Regions from separate parts of the Homo sapiens genome. Here region 1 is linked to region 2. Evidence: chromatin loops called from intact Hi-C (ENCODE). Cell type or tissue: heart right ventricle. All regions are shown on one strand. Region 1 overlaps PPARGC1A (PPARG coactivator 1 alpha). Region 2 holds the start of PPARGC1A (PPARG coactivator 1 alpha).

What was found. A loop is a pair of places that touch in the nucleus more often than their neighbours do. Peaks named below come from ENCODE experiments on the same cell type or tissue, not always from the same donor. Only the 100,000 strongest peaks of a DNase experiment are listed, where the experiment ranks them.
Region 1: a loop joins it to region 2, with 2.8 times the contacts of the local background. A loop is called at or near these places in 4 of 110 quality-filtered maps.

The regions. Positions count from the first base shown.
Region 1 is chr4:23,816,135-23,824,134 of GRCh38, forward strand. All of the region lies in intron 7 of PPARGC1A (PPARG coactivator 1 alpha), which reads right to left. Among named protein-coding and RNA genes, the nearest start is that of PPARGC1A-AS1, 51 kb to the left of the region's middle. In heart right ventricle, no CTCF peak of the experiment used is centred here; a DNase peak (open chromatin) is centred at 3,177; H3K27ac peaks cover 4,454 bases.
Region 2 is chr4:23,887,010-23,895,009 of GRCh38, forward strand. It overlaps PPARGC1A (PPARG coactivator 1 alpha), which reads right to left and starts at 3,038. Exons shown (of 13, transcript NM_013261.5): 1 at 2,895-3,038. The coding sequence starts at 2,948. In heart right ventricle, no CTCF peak of the experiment used is centred here; DNase peaks (open chromatin) are centred at 2,164 and 3,012; H3K4me3 peaks cover 4,677 bases; H3K27ac peaks cover 4,579 bases.

The DNA of each region.
Region 1 (8,000 bases), 71 kb before region 2:
GGTTTGACTTCGGAGTTCCAACTCAGAAAATCTCAGAAAGACAGAGAAATGCAAACACAAAGTGAATGGGACACTGTACTCCACTCATGGTCACACCTGAGTCTCAAAAAGGCTTCCCTTTGTTAACAGCTGCTCTTGGATGGCTCTTTGCCCTTCTCTTTGCTGTAGCAAAGGAAGTGACTTACATGACTGAATGAAACATCTGTGCCACTGAGGCACACTCAACTCTTGTTTCCTCTCTCATAGATAAGTATGTCTTTTACTCAACCTAATAAATTCCTATTTGGTCAATCTTATCTTTTCTCTCCATTTTCACTTGCTTTATTTACGAATTGCACTGCCTTATTCATGCATACTGATTTCTTCTACATGCTACCTTCAATTACCACTTGCAATTCCCAGCGAGATAAAAAAAAAAGCACATTCTCAAATATTCCTCCTAGGAGCCTAAGATACTTAAAGAAATAATGAGGAATAATCTCTCTTTGCTGAGTAAATACCAATCAAATATGTCCAATGACATAGCCCTTGAATTGGAGGAAATGGCATTCAACATCCTCATATCCAACTCCGTAAATCTTTGCATGATCACCCCAAGCTAGGGTAATTTTTACTTCTTTAGTAATTTACTGTCAGGATCCCTCTATTGATACCAATCACATATTACTATACATTTTTGCTTATCTCTTTTCGAATGTGAATTATGTCTTGTCTTTCCAAATCAGTTATAAGCGCTTTGCAGGATGTTGCTTGGGCACATTTGTTGCATTATTATTTTGTACTAATTTTATTTTTTCTAGATTCTCCTTTAGTCGTGGGTCTCACATTTCAGCAGCCCAAGAATCACTTGGGAAACCGGGTAAACATTTTTAATGAGATGCTTCACAGGCCACATCTGAGAACCCCAGCCCTAGAGTGTCTGCCGCACGCCACTTTGTACTCTCAGGTATACATATCTTGACAGATATTTTAGATTTATAAAAAGAAACCTTAAACTTCAGGAACGCCAAATTAGGCCACTATTAAAGAGCGACTGGTTCTAAAAATAGCTCAGGTATCTAGGGATTTCAAATATAGAAATCCTTCTGAGTCTTGAAAATTTGAAACCCTTGTCCTAGTACCCAAGCTCATTATCGCTTAAATAACTGGTTCTCAAGTTGCTCTGGGGAGTGGCGACACCTTGATTGTACTTTCTTTGGGTTAAAAACAAAGCCTTTTACCTCTGTCACACATTAGACAGCCTGTGGCCATTGAACAGACATTCGTTGAACACCTACTATGTGCTGGATATGACACCAGATACTGCTATTTCAGGGACTCAGCCTCCAGGGACTTCACAATCGATTTTAATAGAAAAGCGCTTCTTTAAAATTTGACATAAGTATATTTTTCTGCATATACACTTAAAATTGATGGAAACACCCAGAGACCATCAAATATGCCCTGTGAGTAAAAATATAAGGGCTGGAAATTTCTGCGGGCACCATTTGTTGAAACAAATAGGTAATATTTGCTTATTGAATGGAAGATATTTCAAGATTAGTGAGTAGATGGAGAGAGAAAAATAATTTGGCTAATTCCCTAAACCCTTCATTGTTTACTGAAACATCTCTAACCGGAGAATATCTCAAAGCAAGATTGAGAAATCTCACGGATGACAAGATTTCCTATCACCAAGTGCCTCCCTAATGGAAAGCCTATCTCCAGATACAGTTGAGACCCAAAGCCAAACAAAACAAAACAAAGGTGCAAGAAGTATGTTTCTTTCTTTGAACATAGTGTTAAACTTTTCAGAGCTGCTGATGAGACAGGCAACCCCTTGCTGCCTCTGAACTAGTTGTTATTTCTCTAGCCTCACCTCCGCTACCCACAACTTTCCCCCCTGAAGTAAGAGGGAGGTCAGTGCTCAATCCCTTGATGCCACTACCTTTGCTCATCTTCCCACTAATCTCTGGACTCTCGATTTCATGCCACAAGCCCAAATCAACAGTGCTAATGCCTCCCATAACCTCTGGATTATTTCCTGCGTGTTGATTTTCTGGGGAATGTGTACATTTTGGTGTTGACAGTACAAGGTATATTCCATGCTCTCTCTTGAACTTAGCAGGTTTTGACAGATTTATGTGAGGACAGATGGCCATTACAGGCTGAAGGCTGACAAGAGGCAGTTCCGAGCATTGTTAACACACTTGCACAAACTCTCAGCAGTGCAGCTCGGTGCAGAATGTAATTCAGACTATAGCTTTTTTATTGCCGCCTATTTTCTTTTGTCAAAAGAGCCTGCTGTGCAGAGCAACAAATGGCTGCTATTACCCAGAATGTAATGGGTGTCAGACAAATCACATAACACAAACAATCAAGAGTATGTAGGTCATATTTCAACAGAGCACAACCTTAGCAATATTTATGATTACTGCATTGAAATGTGCTCCATAATAAACAAGCACCTCTACATCACTCACACTTACGCACTTCTGCACAGCAAATCTGGGAGAAGTGGTACATACTCTACAGTCATCTTTTTAAACAGCCCTTTTATTTAAAAAAAAAAGGCAAAGACAAGTTTTGTTTTGTTTTTCATTATCGCTATGAAACGATTTTCTTGGAGGAGTTTTCTTTTGGGTTTGTTTGTTTAATTGAATGACTCTGATAAATGGTGAGTCCCTGGCTCTGTTTCTTGTGATGTGCTATTCACCAATGGCATCTTTTTTTTTTTTTTTTTTTTTTTTTTTTTGGAGTTTATAACATTTTGCAGAATGTACTGCAAAATCTGCAACTTACTTTCAAGTTTGTTTAACAGTGGGATTTTGCATATGTTGCATGCCAATTCAGGTATTTAAGAAAAAAAAAATTAGGAGATGAGTTTCTAAGTTGCTTAAAAACACACCAAAATAGGAAGACTGAGCAAAGAGAGGTGTGTGACTTGTCCTACTCACATATTTCAGGCCTCATGAATTTGGAGTGGGTGTCAAGAGTGCAGAGGGAAAGCTGATATTCACTGAGTACCAACCGTTACCTCTACAGCAGTTGTTAAAATATTCAGTAGATAAAAGCTGCCCTAGTGTTCTCTCCTTCTGCACCTACTTCCCCAGGACTCACTGGAGCTCCACAAGACCCAGCAACTGAAGTGTTCACACTTGGCACAGAAGACTATCCAACAGACCCTGCTGGTCCTCTGGCTGGCCACAGTCCATTTGGGAGTGGCCTGCCTCCAGTACATTTTAAGTATTTCTCCTATCACCCCTGGTTACTGGGTAACAAACTGGCCTTGGAGAAAAGCTTCAGAACATTCCTATGACATAAGCCTAATTCCCCAACTCTTGCTCATGGAAGATGAAGATATCATTAATTGACCCTTGTGTAAATTCCCCACAGAGCTGGGATAGAGGATGGGTAAGGGGAACCTGGCATTTCAGGTGGCTATTGCCAAACCCCAAAGCTGATGTGGGAGAGAAAATTCCTTTGCTATCCTTGGCTTACAAGAAATAGGATGGTACCATTTCCAGAGAAGAAAAATTAGGAATAAAGGAATTGTCATTATAGACACTGGGTCAAAATGAATGAAATTGAAAATAGAAAATGAAGAATATGGTTGAAATATGGAAGAAATCTCTGACAGTAAGAGTCGCCAAGCATTGGAATGGGCTGTAAAAAGAATTTGTTGGGTCTTCCTTTCTTAGATTCTTGAAGCACAGGAATAGATTATGTGGCCTGTCAAAATCACCTTCCAGTTCTCTGATGCTATGCTTTTCCTTTTAAAACTACCGACAACTACCCATATTTTACTTTGGTCCACTTTCCCAAAGATATGTCACATACACAAGGAGTATGTATGCCAAAAGGCTACAGCCGTTTGTCAATATTTATGCTGTTTGTCAGTACATTTTTCCAGCAAAGTGAACTTTTAAATTGAGAGTCCACAAAGGCAATGTAAAATTCAACATAAAAGTGGTAGTTACAAATTGGTTAATGAGTATTTTGTTGTTGTTTATTTGTGAGTCTACTAAAGTACACTTTGAATGACTGCTGATTAAAGCGTAGAGAAAAAATTAAGTAAAAAATAAATAACATCAAATCACATGTCCCCTCTGATGAAAATAATGTGGAAAAACATATATCAATGGAGAAAAAAATTATGAAGGCCTACTTGTTTTAGGGTGATGACATCTGATTATATTTTTTGCTCTTCTCATTTTATCAGTTATAAAATAGTTCTACTGCTGTTACAATGTTTACAGTAATAACAAATAAAAACTATATATACATATACATAAAATTTTGGGGTCACTTTGGTCCCTACCCAAATTCCTTCGTGTCTGTGGTTTAAACCGTCACCTTGTTGAGCTGACATTGCTTTGCCATTCCCATTTCAGAAACAAAAAAGTGTAGCACTCTGAAAATCTCCATATGCAATAGATTTAAATGCCTTCTGCCAAAAGAGCATTCTCTTTTCTCTCATCTTGCTTTACTAACAGCTATTTTGAAATCAAATTAGTTTTTACACCTGTAAAAGAGAAGAGTTTTTTTATCAGCCAAAATGAGCTAGTTTAGGACAATCACAAAGAAGTCAGACCAGCTGGCAATACCTAATAAAGCAAACTTCCTATCTCATCCCTCCTGTTTCTCAAAGACACTGCAGATGGGGCAGAGGCATTATTCTGGAGGTCTTAGAATTTTGTTGACTCCTTACATTTCCACTTAAACATTTGGAAAATTTCACCAAAATTTGTGAGAGTAAAGAAAAAGAAGACACCAGAAGGCCTGAGCCAAAGCTTGGGTCACTTCTGCTGCTGCAGTCAAACTGATTAAGCCTGTAGACCAAGGATCAACAAACCACCAATATAAATGCTATTTCTACCCTTGCCACCCACCTGCTGCACCTATGGTAGACATCACTAATTGATCATGACATTCCCCATGAGCACAGACTTGGCCTTAGAATCTTTCTCAACACGATGCTCCTGGCAGACAGTACCAATCAATGACACTTGGCAAGTGCAATGAAGCCTATTTAACATAACATATGTCAATTACTATCTTTAAAATTCAGACTTCAGGAAAGAGATATAAGTTCTCTTCAGGCAGACCTGCTTTGAACCCAGGGTCCATTAGATAGCTTGTGTCAACGTATAAATCTTTCCTCAACAATGAAATGGGCAGAAAGTAAGGAAGATACTGTATGTGAAGTACCTATTTAGGGAGTGCCTGATTGCCAGAAATTGTAGTCATAGAAGTAGCTGTTGCTGAGAGAATCTCAAATCAGTGAGTGTTCTGCCTTGATTTGGTAAATTCCATACCTACACCAAAAGCAGTATTTGTTCAATTTGATGTGAAAATAGTAGGGGGTGGGGGAGGCACAGAAAAAGAATAAATAACTTCATATATGAGATTGCCAAAGAGGATACACAGCAAGGGCAATAAAAGGGAAGAGGTGAAACCAGTCAAAAGTTGGAAAGATAAGAAGTAAGGTACAACGACCACTGCAAATGAAGTTAACTCAGAATTAGTAATTAAATATCTAATATTTATTGAGTACTTATATAATAAGGGGGCACTCATATTTTATCTCATTTAATCCTCACACTGACCCAGTGAGATGTAGGTATTGTAACCATCTTCATATCATGCATAAGAATCCTAGTCTTTCAGAGGTTAAGTAAATGGACCAAGGCCACACACTAGATGGGAGGTCATTCAGAATTTAAACTTGGGTTTGCCCAACATCCAAGCCAAGGTTTTGTAAACTTCACCAAGCTATGCCATCTGCTCTTTAAAATCACGATATACTACTTTTAATTGAAGCTTTGCTGCTTATAAACTGTTTTACTTCAGATCGAACCACATAAAATTCCATTTTTGTGTGTCAAAAATGATTGCATACTGGCAATTTTATTTTTCAACCTATATTTTAGTCTTTTGAGTAGACAATTTTATCAGTAGTTATGAATATGACTTTGAAATGGAGGAAACTGAGGTGTACAAGAGATCAAGGATGTAGAAAAGAGTCTTAGCAATCAAAAGATCCAGGAGGGAAAGTGTGTGTGCCATCTTGTTGCTCCTTATTGATTTCACAGTCCTTGCCAAATTCATTGTCATCTGAGCATCCCTTTGGTTTCCTGCTTTCTTGCTTCTGCTCCATCAACATCTTCTCTCCATTCCACCCCTACGCTTCAAAATCTGTGCATTTTTTTTGTTTGTTTGTTTTCCCTGAAGGCTCTCCAAGTCAGGTTAGCCTATGGAGAGCTTAATTTCCTCCACATTCCTTTCCATGAATCACCTCTGTCATTCACTAGGATGATAGTATTGCCTAAATATTTCTGTCAGTCCTTTAACTGCCTTTATCATTTTAAAAAACTCTTTTGGCCAATCAATGTCTTTAAACTTGAACTATGCTGCAGTGTTTTCCCTTTGATAACTCTTTTTCTCCCTTTGTGATTCTTTCTAGGTACAATTAGTGTTTGTCACAATCTTCAAACACTACTAAGCGACCAATTTTGCTGAAGATTTTAAGAGGAGATGACAATTGTAGACATTATATGTTGCACTGCATTTCAAGCCCAGAATATCTCTAGAGAAAAAACAAATCTCCCTCAATCTCCTCTTTATGTTATTCTCCAGGAAGGTTCCAAACTTTACCTTCTAGCCTCATTCAGCATCTTTCAAGTCCTCATCTCCTTGCTTTCCAAAGCTCTAAATCACTTCTGTTACATAAATGCAATTGGGCTTTACTTCAGCTTCCCCAATTTATATCTGTACAGCTATTACAATCACACTCAACAAACTAAAAACTGCTTTCTGGGCCTACCTTTGTTAGAAGGTGGTGGAACATATCCAGTAAATAATATTTGCTTTCATGCTACTTATCAATGTGTCTCAGTACCCCAATAGACTAAACAGTTCATGTGCATTGTACTGGTGATTGAAATTATGTAAGATGGTAAAATCTCCTGTAAATGAATGAAATGTGAGTGTGGAAAAATATTCCTGTAAAAAAAAACTCAAAAAAGGTCATTGCTAAAAGAAGTGTTATCAAATTAGTTGTGGATGGGTGGAATTGGAAAATATTTGAAAAATTATAAAAATCTAGAAGAATTCAGACTACCATACCAATGTCTCTAATCTTTTCCTTCAAGGAGCAAGCAATAAAAAGTGGCTACCATCTATAATATGTATTATATAATAATATATTAGTGTGGTTTATACAAGAAAGATGAATCAATAGACCCCCAAATAGTAAAAAATAAGCTTAAGGTAAAGATCTCCATCTTCTACCAAAACTGTAATATTTGAATGTATATTTTTGTGTTTTAAGCAAAGGTAAAATAAAACAGTATAAGCTTGAATCAACTTTTTTAATAAACCCACCAATTGCTGGTCCTCACTGGTCAGATAAGAAGGCCTCTACTGCATATCATATATACACACAAAAGCTACTCCTAAACATATATGTAAGTTATAATGTATTTAAGAAATAGTGTTATGTATTTAAGAAATGATGTTAAGTATATGCTTATAAGTAAAGATTTGTGTCTATGTGTGCATGCCTATAAAAATATGTATATATGTACATATGTGTGAGTCTGCACACACATACACTATATATCTACACCATGAAATTAACTACTCTACTGCTTGACCAAGTCATGCAATCATGCATTAGACCTTTCATAAGAAGGTAATTTAGCAAACACAAAGTGTGAAATTAAACTAGCAACAATGACCACGGTGCAGGTAGGCACCATAGTTCTGGTTCAAAGCATCTTGTTTAATGTACTGTTCCTTTAACCTTATCAGCAATGGCCAGAGCCAAGGAATTTCTTGTTTAGACATCCCACGACTCACTTTTTGGTGGGGTTCAAGTACCTAAACTTAAAGCACTTAGTGCAAGGGCACCATTTGCAACCAACTCAGAAGTTTGCCTAAGAGCTCTTCAGTTAGTCTAAGTTTTTTAAGCGCTTCAATATTTTTTATTAGTTTTTTTTTTTTAAATAAACAACTGG
Region 2 (8,000 bases):
TGGACAACTTCTTCCTGTCCCTCTCTTTAACTGCCCTCTTTGGCATGACTTGCTCATAACCCTTTAACCTTCCATAAATATGTATTTTTAAATAACTTTTGAAAACCATTGAAAAGACCAGGTCAATTTGTTGTATTGGTGCTATCTTGTCATTTACATATTCCTTTCCTTCCTCTCACTTGTTCGCTCGTGCGCTCTCTCTCTCTCTCTCATTTTGCTTTTATGTTATGGTTGAGAAAAGTGCATGTGTTCTTGCCAATGTTGACATGCTAATAAAATCTGTGCTTCTGAATGTGGCATTATCCTGCTAATCTAAAACACATTAGTGGTAGCAAGTGTTCCTGTTATTAATTTATATTTGGCCTTTGGACAATGCCAGACTTAACAGTCCAAGCCCTGTAACTGTCCTCATCTGACATGCTGATATTTACTGTTTCCCTATACCTCTGTAACAGGTGTGCTTTATTGCAATTACACAGACACATTCTACTGCCTCTTTGCAACTATGACAGCTATTTCACAACTGTAGCCTCAATTTTATAATAAGATTTAAGAGGATAAAGCAGTCACTAAACACAAAAGGCTAATTATTGTATGTTATTTCACCCCAACAGACTTTTCTCTTAGTTAAGGAGCAGACAATAAATTAGCTTAACTGCACTGATGATAATGAATCATTATAATTAAGTATAATTCTCCATTAACCTTTTGGAGGTTTTTGTGCCATTGATGGTAAATTTTAAAGAGAGAGAGAGAAGAAGGAGTGGACTTGGCCACATTAATTATATTAATGAAAAAAGAAACTGGGTTCTTAAAAAAATTAGTTAAGACAGGGGAAAGGGGGTGGAGAGAGGGGCAGTAAAGAATGACAGTCTTAGTGGGGTGTATGTCATGTGAATTGTCTCTATCAATCTTAGTAACCTTACTGTATATCACCTTCATTAAACTGTGAAACACGGGGCACTCCAAGTAGCTATAGTGATATAGGCCTATATTAACCAATGTACTACCCTGTCATTATGTGCAAAAGGGCATAATACGTTTTAGGATGACAGCAAACATTAATGATTCAAAAAATGAAAACTGCCAACGCTACCTGCTGCTCGTAATATTTTATACAGGCGGAGGTGATTCCCAGAGCCGCTGCCATGTAGGCAAAGCTTCTAGCAGCTAGCTGCCTATAGTGCAACAGAGAAGTGACTGGCCAATCTCAGCCGACTGGCGACTCTATCCATGGCTGGACAAGTAGCCAAGACCTTTCCTCCTTAAGAAAAAAATTTAAAGGCCACTATTCTAAATGCTTCTGATGTTTATTTGAAAATGACTGCAGGAATTCCAATGATTAAAATAAATCTTCCTTATTTCCATATGATCTAGTTCCTCAATCAACTCCTAACAGCATCAGGAATAATACATGATGGAAAAATGAAACTACAGCAGCTGAGACCCACAGTGCCAGCCAGACAACCACCCACAGGACACTCCGGCTACTCAAAGGCAATTAGGACTTTGAAGCCACTTATAACCCTGACTCATAATGGCTACAGGGCATATGAATTATCCATATCTATTCCGCCTTACCAAGAAATCAGAACAAGATAACAATTACAATCCACAAATACGATCTACCAAGGCAAGGGAGGGCAAATGGAGCCAACATTTGCAAACCCAGCAAAGAGTTAAGAATCCCGGGCATGCCTCGCTAGATAGGAAAAATGCATTCACAGACGGCCTTGGCCAAATTATTTTCACTTTAGATGTGTATCGCTGCACCACATGGACATCTTATTTAATCAAATCACGTGTGGGCTTGATCCTCCCCCTTACCCTACGTGCCCCCAGCTACCCAGAGGAAACACTCGCAGTCTTTTGCCAGATTCATTGTTAGCAGCTGGGATCCTCCATGCAATTCAATTCGAGTCCATCTCACCAGAGTCCACAGAAAGTTTTGCTTGTTTCCCAAGTTGCCCAAACTTTCCTTCCGAGAGCATTCCATTGTGCTGAATGCAAACACGCCGAGGTCCTCCGTCCCCCCACTAGACTCCAGAGATTACGAGGAAACTGCTTGCGTTATTTTCCCCCCTGTATGAATTGTAGCCAGCAGAGACTGTGGAATTGATGTATTGCTGTCTATTTTTACACTAGCAGCGAGCAGCTCCACACACAGTCCTGCATAAACTCTATTCTCTCTCAGCTTCAGGCAGCTCTCCGTGGTACAGGAAGATTTAACCATTGGCTTCCCTGCCACCGACGCGAACGGAAAACCTTGCACTGCCAGGCGTTTCTTTTTATTCGCTGGCCAAATCTTTCAACCACGTATAGGAGTTTTAAAGGAAGCAGCATCGTTGTTTTGTGTTCTGTGGGAAAAGCAATCTAAAATAGCCCAGCAGGATTATTTAGGATTTTGTAAGTTCTCTGTCTGATGAACAGAGAGAGAGGGGGGAAAAATCCGGACTAGAGTCAAAACGGACTATATTTGAACACATCCATTTTAATATTTTTATCTTCGTCTTATTATAAATAGAAATGGCATTTTTCCAACCAGGCCACTAAACACCACTGGAAAGACTTCAGCTTCTGATTCATATCAATATCTTAGAGCATAAATATTGCATATGAGTAGAAACAGTGCCAAAGTCACATGGAAAGAGTTTCTAACTGCAACAGATACTGATGACAGCAGCTAAGCTTTGATTTGCTCAAGCCATCTCAGAGCCACCTTAAAATAGCAAACTTATTGGAGTTAAGATAAGATTGAGATTCTTCTAAAAGCTCCTGCCTGGACTACTTTCCTGGCTCCTCTCTTTGCCCAAGCCCATCCCCCCTTACAGGAATAATAGCATCTGAGGGAAGCGTCAGTTGTGGCTGCAGCGCCGAGCCCTGCCCCAGCTCACCTCGATGTCACTCCATACAGACTCAGAGTCCTGGTTGCACATGTCCCACGCCATCCAGCTCCTGAATGACGCCAGTCAAGCTTTTTCAACTCCAATCCACAGTGACACAGAGCACACACTCATGCAGGCAACCAGCCCCTTACTGAGAGTGAACTGAAGGCACCTGTCTTACTACAGTCCCCAGTCACATGACAAAGCTATTAAAAAGTAGGCTGGGCTGTCACTCACCCAGCCTCCCTTCCCCTGTGCAGCTTGCTGCTCTAACTCGTGACGTCACTCAAAGGCAGCCCTCTGCTTCAGTGAAGTAACGCTTTAAAAAAAAAAAAAAAGAAAGAAAAAGAAAAGAAAGAAAGAAAGGAAACACTTAGACTTTTGGAGGCTTCAAGCATCATGCTGTGATTAAAGCCAGCTTTGAATGCCACAGACTCTAAACGGAGCCCTGGCCATATAATAACCAAAATCCCCTGCAATCTTTTTTTAATTTATTTTCCTTCCAAAACAAGCAAGTGGCAAAGCTCCCTGTTTCATGACAGAGTAACTATATTCTTAGCTAAAACGTGTATTCCCTAAGAACTCTTTAATTCTAAGATCTCCAAGTGGACTCAAGCTCAGTTTGGGACTAAAGCAAGAGCTTATCACATGATGCATTTTTATGAGACATTTTCTCATTGAGGGAGTGTTTGAAAGCGCAAACGGGGCTTTTTTTTTTTTTTTTTTTTTTTTTGCTTGTTTAATCAACAAAATAGCCTGTATGTGTTAAGGTATAAACAAACTCCTCCACCCAGAATTCGGCTGCCCCCATGGCAGTAGGGAATACCAGCTCCCGAAGAGTTGCTGCAGTTTTCTTTGCTCCATATAAGGAGAACAAGCCACAAAACCCCATCCTTTCAGCTTCCTTCTAATTATTTCCATTTCTCTCATAGGCTCCCAGAAAACAAGTGTTAGTAAATACAGTCGCTGCTGCTCTGCTCAGATCAGCTTTGATTCCCGGCTCCTATTTTTCATACATGTAGCGTTTCCTCCCTAACTGCCTTAGGGTGCCTTTTTGAATAAACATTGAATTCCAACCCTAGTGCCCTGGGTTGTGTAGTTTGCGTTTTGAAATCAAGAATGTCTGTGAACTGAGGGAAAAATACCAACACACTATTAGCAGAAATATTCAATTCCTGAGCTTTACTTTCTATTATTTTTCAGCTTGTACCTTGAGACAATGAGGGCTAATGCAGGTAGGTGCAACTGTTTTATGATGACACTACATATTGAATACATAACAAACTCAAGGTACTGGACACAGTGGAAAAACACTTCCTGTAACATGACAGTGGTCTGACTTAACCCTTCCAAGTTCCCAGGAGATGTACACGTGTATGTATCTGTGTGAATAAACATGTTTTCATAAAATGTTAAACCCAATATACTTTTAGAATCAGCTCAATTCTTTTACTTGATAATAATTTACCTGAAAACAATCCCCCAGTTACCTAAATATAATTTGTAAAGCATTATTCTACTGAGGTTAATTTACACTGTTCTTCATTGTCCATCTCCTTAAACAGAAAAACATGGTTATTTGCCCTAACACATATTTTAAATATTAAATTGCTCAAATATTAAAGTGAAAGAAAGAACAAAAGAAACAAAATACCAGCAGACTGCTGCTTCTTTCAGACCATACATATTATAAGAGATTTGTGTGCTGTGAGAGCTGCAACAAGTTGCTAGTAAATTCCCAAATAATGTAAGGAAGTTGACAGTTTATCATTACTGGGCATAAAAAGGTGGCCAAGAGCTTTGACATTTTAAGTTTGCTGAATACAGTTCACCAGCACATTTTCCCTTTTATAAACAGCAGAAAATTACTGTAGTTTTAATTTTCTAATGAAAGAACAGGAAAATACAACCTCGGGAATGCTTTTATACAAGCAATTAGTGGCATTACTCTGCACTCCCCACAAAGAAACACTAATTTTCTTCCCAATTATATTCTGATTTAATGTAAAACTTCAGTAAATTATTAAAATTCAGGACAAAGGTCATTGGCTCTGCCCTCAAGGATCAACTGTGAAATAATATTGGTCACCTGGCCAAGAAGAGTCAATGTTTATTAATTATTATCATGTGATTCTTCCATTGTGATATTCACTGATACCTTTATTTGTGTTTATCCAATGCTAGATATTCATCATATTTTTAAAACCTATTCACATCTTTTAGAGATGTTCTTTACATTAGAACAGGCTCGTTATAATTTTTGATATTCTAACCTGCCCAGATTGTATTGTTAGGGTTTTCTTATTTTTTGCCATCTAATTCTACTTCTAAAAAATCAAATCAGCACATGCACTGAAACCAGAAGTGATTTCAAATACACTTGTGTTTTCTTCACTCTCACTATCACAAAGAGGATGGAATTCAGAAGTAACAACATTTAAAAGACTCATAAACTACAGTATATTGCATTTCCCCCTCAAATTTCTATTACTGGACAAATCAAAATTAAATAGATTCCTAGGACAAATTAGAGTGCTTTCCACGATATTTTTTTTTTGTCTTAAAACTACAACTGTAATGAGAGGGATGTTTTAGAGGTTTTATAATTTTGTTAATTAACTCTTCAGATTAAATTTTTTCTTCAGTCCAGTTTTTTTTTTTTTCTTTTCTCAGGAGAACTTAAATGGTTCATTGCTCACCAACCTTGGTTTTTTTCTGGTTCCCCGGGCCATTTCTCTATTTAATTCTCTCTCTGCTTTGACTATTTCTCTTACTCTCTACCCACAGCCCTCCTTTCACCCCTTCGTCAACTCTGTCTCCAAAATTCCCAAATATCTGGTTTCAGACAACAAGGATCTATTGAAACCTTACTGTGTGCACAGCCATGTATCACAAGGACTGCCAAGAAAGCATATGACATGGACACAAGAGAGCTTACAATTTTAGGGGGATGACAACCCTTAAAAATGGGGAATAATTTGGTATGAAAAACCAACGTCACTTGGATCAACACCCAGATTCCTCTTCTACTGCTTAAAACACACCCTGGTGAGATACAAGTTCCTTTCATTGACCACTGCAGTTCACACCCAAATCAAACCCATTTTTTCTCAACAATAGAAAGAGGTATTTATTAACATCTGCTGAGTGCCCCCAATGTTGCATATCTACACAAAGCCTACATTCCATCCTGATAATTTCTCCCCTCTGTAGTTCTGTTAACATTTTCCAGGGTTTCAATATTAGTAGAGGCAGGAGAATCTATCTCGAGTTGCTAACAAAGAGAAAAAAAAAAACCTCAAGAGAATAATTCAATTCTCTAACAAATACGTTGACTGAAGTGTATAACATTTGGGTTTCCTTCCTCACTCCTACTCCAAATTAAAGGCTTTTCCCATCCCTCCATATTTCAGACAACTGCCCATTTCTAAAAATTAGAATCAAATTCAAACCCTCAAACTCAAAAACCTCAGAGAATAGCAAAAACAATTGGTTTTGTTGTCTATATTGAATATAGGTGATTTCAGAAGCAAACTCAGAAGAGCTATTAGGATAAATATATTTGTTCATTTGTTTTTATAAGTTTATAAGTTTTTATTTTAATAAAACAAACAAAAAACTACCAGACTGCTGCTTCTTTCAGATCATACATATTATAAGAGATGTGTCTACTGTGATATCTGCAGCAAGTTGCTAGTAAATTCCCAAATAACGTAAGCAAATTGACAGTTTATCATTACTGGGCATAAAAAGGTGACCAAGAGCTTCAACATTTTAAGTTTGCTGAATACAGTTCATAAGCACATTTTCTCTCTTACACACAGCAGAAAATTACTGTAGTTTTAGTTTTCTAAATCAAGAAAGAACAGGAAAATACAACCTCGGGAATGTTTCCATATACACTATTTATACAATAACTACATAAGAATATATGTATGCAGAAACTTCTCAAGAAAGAAAGGTGGAAAGCAAGACATATACAGCAGACCACGTATGGGCTAGACATTAAGATCAGCACTTCATATACCACATCTCAGTCAATTTAGTCCTCCAAACTATCCAATAAAAATGACCTGTGTACCCATTTTATGATGGAGAAAAATAAGGCTGGGCAAGGTTTGGAGGGCAGCTGGAAAGAGCATGCAAATCGCTGAAAGCCTTTCTAGGAAGAACTAAAGTTTCATCCATAAGAATAATAATCATCCTCAAATCAAAGCCATAGCAAAGACCCTGGAGGCAACTTTATAACTGAGGGACAGTCTACATAGCTGGAAACCAATATTCCTGGGAATGCTGCCTGCCTAGAGCATTCGTCCAGAAAGCAAAGGGGCCTGCCTAGAATTGCTAATATTTTTCAAGTTAGTCATTGTTAACAGGCATTCAATTGCTTGCTTTTAATTCCTAGAGGGACTAATTGATCCTGATACCCCACATCAGTTTCTAAACACATGCTTTGGGCCTCTGGTTAGAAGCAGAGACTGCATAGAACACAAAAGTTGGTAGCAGGATAGGATATAACAAAGACTTCTATTCTATAAATACTATAAAATTAAACCTCATTTTGCTTGAAAAAAATGCCACAGTGATGTCCATGTGAACAAAGAACCTTTGAGGAAATAACTAGAGGAAAATCAAGACAGCTTGAATGTCTCCTAGCATTTATTTTTATTTTTTTAATAAACAAGTTATGATAGACAACCTTAGCAAAAACATCTCTCATCTCCAGTAAAACCTTCTGCAGACCGGCTCTATGGAACTGAGTCAGCCTCTATTTTAATTTGGACCTCAAAATGTGCTTTTGGTGTTTTTCATATTAAAACAAAAAATAACATGAAAGTTAATCTGAGTTGCAGTCAATTGGACTAATCTAAACTTAAAGCAACAATTGTACTTATTAAGCACAGAGATAAGAGATAATAAAAGGGTGGTTAAAATCTGATTTTGTCTGATGTTCAACTCGGTTGTATTTGTGAATCCACATTTTCATTTACCTTAATTATTCCAGGTTAATTTATCTATAATGCAGACAGTTATTGATTATTTAGACAATAAATGTTCAATAGGATTATCTAGCAATTTTTTTAAGTGGAACTGAACAAGGCATATTACATATTG